2 separate regions of the Homo sapiens genome follow, and region 2 is linked to region 1. A link is an interaction called in ENCODE POLR2A ChIA-PET data of the cell type or tissue named here. Cell type or tissue: PC-9. All regions are shown on one strand. Each heading gives the region's core, and the rest is flanking DNA. Links, peaks and the distances in the headings are about the cores only. Region 1 overlaps MAP4K3-DT (MAP4K3 divergent transcript). Region 2 overlaps MAP4K3-DT (MAP4K3 divergent transcript).

The links. Peaks named below come from ENCODE experiments on the same cell type or tissue, not always from the same donor. Only the 100,000 strongest peaks of a DNase experiment are listed, where the experiment ranks them.
Region 2: POLR2A ChIA-PET joins it to region 1 with 14 read pairs; 3 of 35 experiments call an interaction of 5 or more read pairs at or near these places.

Annotation. Positions count from the first base shown.
Region 1 is chr2:39,570,177-39,572,992 of GRCh38, reverse strand. All of the region lies in intron 5 of MAP4K3-DT (MAP4K3 divergent transcript), which reads right to left. Among named protein-coding and RNA genes, the nearest start is that of TMEM178A, 94 kb to the left of the region's middle. In PC-9, for the core only: no CTCF peak of the experiment used is centred there; a DNase peak (open chromatin) is centred at 1,482.
Region 2 is chr2:39,493,749-39,496,564 of GRCh38, reverse strand. All of the region lies in intron 3 of MAP4K3-DT (MAP4K3 divergent transcript), which reads right to left. Among named protein-coding and RNA genes, the nearest start is that of MAP4K3-DT, 58 kb to the right of the region's middle. In PC-9, for the core only: no CTCF peak of the experiment used is centred there; no DNase peak of the experiment used is centred there.

The sequences.
Region 1 (2,816 bases), core at 178-2,677:
GAATAGGGGCTGGGTAAAATAAGGCTGAGACCTACTGGGCTGCATGCCCAGTAGGTTAGACATTCTAAGGCACAGGATGAGATAGGATGTCGGCACAAGACACACGTCACAAACACCTTACTGCTAAAACAGGAAAATAGATTGCGGTAAAGAAGCTGGCCAAAACCCACCAAAACCAAGATGGTGATGAAAGTGACTTCTGGTTGTCCTCACTGTTCATTATATGCTAATTATAATACATTAGCATGCTAAAAGACACTTCCACCAGCTCCATGACAATTTACAGATGCCCTGGCAATGTCCAGAAGTTACCCTATATGATCTAAAAAGGGCAGGAACCCTCAGTTCTGGGAACTGCCCACCCCTTTCCCGGAAAACTCATGAATAATCCATCCATTGTTTAGCATATAATCAAGAAATAACTATAAGTATAATAAGCGAGCAGCCCAAGCCACTGTTCTGTCTTTGGAGTAGCCATTCTTTTATTCCTTTACTTTCTTAATAAACTTGTTTTCACTTTACTCTATGGATTCGCCCTGAATTCTTTTTTGCACGAGGTCCAAGAACCCTCTCTTGGCGTCTGAATCAGGACCCCTTCCCGATAACAGTAGTATTTGCATATAACCTACACACCTCTTCTCGTATACTTTGAATCATCTCTAGATTCCTTATAATAGCTAATACAATGTAAATGCTATGTAAATAATTGCTATCCTGTATTGTTTAGGGAATAAGGACAAGGAAAAAGTCTGTACATGTTCAGTACAGATGCAACCAACCATTTTTTCCCCAAATATTTTGGACCAACAGTTGATTGAATCCACGGATGTGGAATCCCATGGTTGTGGAACCCACAGATGTGGAGGGTTGACTATACCTGTATCTAGGTATAATGTTTAGGTCCTTCTGCTTTGCTTTTTAATTTTTTGTCTCACACAGAATTTTATGTTTCTTTAGGACTGTGACCCACATTACATATGTCTCTCCCTTTCTCAATACACAGGCAAACACAGCACACATGAGGCTTTGCACATAGTAAACACACAGTAAATATTAATTGACATATAATAACAGCCATAATTCAGTCATTCAATAAGCATCTATTAAGTATTTCTATGTGACAGGATTGTGCCAGACCCTGAAATTGGAAGTGGATAACAAGAATAAATAGGACACAGTTTAATGAAGGAGACAGCCATGCCAATAACATTACAATACATTGTGATAAATGCTCTGATAAAAATATGCAAAGTAGTGTGGGAGCACAGGGGAGGGAGAAACTAACTTTGCCGGGGGAGTTCAGACAGGCTGCACAGAAAAGGCAAGCTCCAACCTTCAATTTAAAGGATGACAAGACTCACCAGGTAGCACGGGTGTGGTGGGTGTGGAAGGCCTTAAAACAAAAGGGAGTCATTTCCAAAAAGCCACAGAGATGTAAAAAGAATGATGAGGGGCAGGGCTACAATCGGAGCATTGGCATGCAGTGGTGAGTACAGGGAGATAAGGCTGGAGAGAGAGGGAGCCAGACTGCAAAATGTTTTAAATGCCAGGCTGAGGAGCTTCACCTTGACCCAGCAGGCAGGAGATCCATCTCAGGTTTTGCAACAGGAGAGAAAGTAGGTCAGACCTGGATTTGAGAATGATCATACTGGTGGCTGGCAGCTCAATTGGCCACAGCATTCGGCCCTTGTTTCTATATTCTGCCCCTGGCACTGGTGTTTCACTGCTCTCTGGAGAATTTCAAGCAAAGAATGATGAGTTCCCAGGAACAGTTAATTCCCTTTACCGCTTCAGACCAAAGCAACCACATTCTCAGAATATAAATTTACTTTTGCATACTTTCACGTAGGCAATCACAGTAAAAATAAATGCTGTTAATTAGTGTTGGTCTTAAAGACTAACAGCATTTAATTTCTCCCTTCATGAAATAGTATTGTTTTTATAAGGAGTCAGAGAGGAAGAGAATGGGGGCAAGCAAAATATATGAATAAAGCAATCACGGTAGTTTAATTAAGTGAAAGTCTGCCAGCTGCTGGGAATAAGACCCCACAGCCTTATTTTGTTTGTATTTCAAATTATTCTTTCTAAAAAAAGAGAAGAATCGTGTCTAGTAGTAATCCTTCTACACCCTTTACACACACACACAAACTTTTAGGCAATCCAGATCTAAATGGAATTGTTTTTCAGGCCAACAGTGAGAAGCAGTGGGATCAGCTGGTAGTGACCCTCTGAACCTTGCTAACAGCACCTAAAGTACTTTACAGATCTTGCAGGGAGTGTGGAGAATGTCCTCAAGTTACCCAAAATGGAAAGAGAGGTGTAGGGGATGGAGAATGCTCTAACGCTCAATCTGGTTCTACCACCCTTTAGCTAGTCCTATAGAACAGGGAGGGGCCCTTCTATAAACTAAGAACACTAATTTCTCAGATACCATGCTCTGTTTTTCAGGACCATGATCTTTAGCAGACCAGGATGCAAAAATCTCATTCCAAATAGCTGCTGTTTCCTTTTTCCAGTGCTTTGAGGGGGAAACAATTAGCCTGTTCATTTCAACTGTTGACTTATCTCTAGCCAGTGGGCGCAGCAGTTCAAGTTTGGATTTGGAAGTCAGACCTCCTAGGTTCTGATCTTTGATCCATAAGCTTCTCTGTGATTTGGGGCAAATTATGTAACCTTTCTTGGCCTGAGTCCCCCATCTGTAGATGAAAGTAAAGGAAGCATCTACATCAAAAGTTGTGAAGATGAAATTAAACAATGGATATGTCTGGTATAGAATGAGGACTTTGTAAATATTAGCATCATCAGCAAATGTCAAC
Region 2 (2,816 bases), core at 269-2,768, 77 kb after region 1:
CAAACACCTACTGAAGGCAATATGATCATTACTTACAGAAAGGACAGGATCAGAGCTAGGAGAGTGAAGGACTAGATTTATGAAGCTTCAGTCCCTTCTTTACGGGCACTGAAGAGAAACAGTTCAAGTCCTCCAGTTGTCCCATAGGCTTTGTCATATAAGAATGGATAATTTGCTACAAGCTCGAAATGGCAAAACCAATTACCTAATGTTGCTACTGTACTGACTAATCATCTTACTCATGAAACTATCTACACCTTGCAGAGAACTTTAAGAAAACCACTGGGCATGGTGGGTCGTGCCTATAATCTCAGAATTTTGGAAGACCAAGGTGGGGGCATCCCTTGAAGCCAGGAGTTTGAGACCAGCCTAGGCAACACAGCAAGATACTGTCTCTACATAAAACAAAAAATAAGAAAAGTTAGCCAGGCATGGTGGCTATGCCTGTAGTCCTAGCTACTTGGGAGGCTGAGGCAGGAGGATCCTTGCAGTGAGCACTCCAGCCTGGGTGATGGAGCGAGACCCTGTCTCAAGAAAGAAAGAAAGAAGGGAAGAAAGGAAGAAAGGAAGGAAGGAAGGAAGAAAGGAAGAAAGGAAGGAAGGAAGAAGGAAGGAAGGAAGAAAAAGAAAGAAAGAAAGAAAGAAAGAAAGAAAGAAAGAAAGAAAGAAAGAAAGAAAGAAAAACCTTGCAGTATACATTTTCATAAGCCCAAAAGTTACTTCCTTCCATTTATTGCAAGGCTATAAGAACCCAAATGTCTGCCTGTTATGATTTTAACCAGCACTTTTCTACAAGTGAGTATGTTCAAGAACCCCTAAAAAGACTGTAATAATCAGATATCAAGCACCTATATGAGGTAGCAGGAGGAAGAAAGAGGCAGTACAAACAACAATCCACACATAATCCAGTAATGCAAGCTCTGAAATTCCAACACTTCATTTCAACTGCTTCCCCCAAAATTCCATACCATGTTCTTGCTTTTGGATAAAGTCAGTGACAAGAAACGAGATGGTCATACAGCAGCAGCAAAAATATAATCAGGAAATATAATGACTTTGTAATATCCCTGTGCGAAAGAAATAAACCTGAGTAGTGAGAGGAACATGGGTCTTGGATTAGGATATAGAACAATGTTTAAACCCTGGTTGGCCAGGTATAAGCTATGTAATAACCTTGGGCAATTCACCTAATTCCTCTGAGTCTTAATTTCCTCATTTCTTATATGTGGTAATTGTGCCTAATTGAGAAGATGCACAATAGAAATTCAATAGTAGCTCTAATTACCATGCAACAACCTTCCTGGTCCACTGTGTGGGTTTCTTTCAGGCTGTGAGTAAGTGGACATGGATTTCTGTAGCTAGTCTCTGCCAGAGGATATGAGTATTTCAAGAAGCAGGAAGGGCTGGAGGTGTGTGAAGGCTCCCCCGCTCCTGCACTTCATTTGTACACTCTCATCATCACTGGAGGAGTCTCCTGGCTGCAGTTGAGCCTTCGATGAGATGATTTGCATCACTCACATTCCAAGCTGGGTGGGGGAAGCCCAGACATTCTCGCTCTGCCCCTCAACCAGCTTGGTGCCAGATTTCCTCTCGCTTCACCCCCCCAGGAGGTCATCTAGGGAGCAGGCATCACACAGTAGCAACAGGCCTTGCGGATGATGACATCATAGGCTATTTTGCCCACTCTGTTTATCTCGCACTGAGAGGCAGGAGAGCACAGTAAGGAGCACAGGTTTTTTGGTTTGGTTTTGTGGGTTTTGTGGGGGTTTTTTGTTTTTTGTTTTTTTTTTTTTTTTTGAGATAGACTATCACTCTGTCACCCAGGCTGGAGTGCAGTGGCACGATCTCAGCTCACTGCAACCTCCACCTCCGGGATTCAGGTGATTCTCGTGCCTCAGCCTCCCAAGTAGCTGGGATTACAGGAGCACACCACCATGACTGGCTAATATTTGCATTTTTAATAGAAACAGGGTTTTGCCATATTGGCCAGGCTGGTCTCAAACTCCTGACCTCAAGTGATCCTCCTGCCTTGGCCTTGCAAAGTGCTGTGATTACAGGCGTGAGCCACTGCACCTGGCAAAGAGCACAGGTTTTGAAGTCAAACAGACCTATCTTCAAAGTATGTTTCTGTCCTGTGCCACATCTAAACCTTAATTCCCTAAGCTGTAAAAGATGATCAAATAGGCCAGGCACGGTGGCTCACACCTGTAATCCCAGCACTGTGGGAGGCCGAGGCGGGCAGATCACCTGAGGTCAGGAGTTCCAGACCAGCCTGGCCAACATGATGAAACCCCATCTCTATTAAAAATAAGAAAATTAGCCGGGCATGGTGACATATGCCTATAATCCCAGTTACTCCAGAGGTTGAGGCAGGAGAATCACTTGAACCCAAGAAGCGGAGGTTGCAGTGAGCCGAGATCATGCCACTGCACTTCAGCCTGGGTGACAAGACTGTCTGAAAAAAAAAAGGAAAATCAGGATTTCTAAGAGATATCTCTACTCTTACGTTCATTGCAGCATTATTCATGATAGCCAAGATATGAAAACAACCTAAATGTCCATCAACAGATGAATGGATGAAGAAAATATGGTATACATATACAACAGAATATTATGCAGCCTTCAAAACAAAAGGAAATCCTGTCATTTACAACATGAATGAACCTGAAGAACATTAAGCTAAGTAAACTAAGCGAGACACAGAAAAACAAATACTGTGTTGATTTCACTTATATGTAAAAACTAAAGTAGTCAAACTTAGAACAGCAGAGAGTGGAATGTTGGTTGCCATGAGCTGGAGGGATAGAGGAATGGGG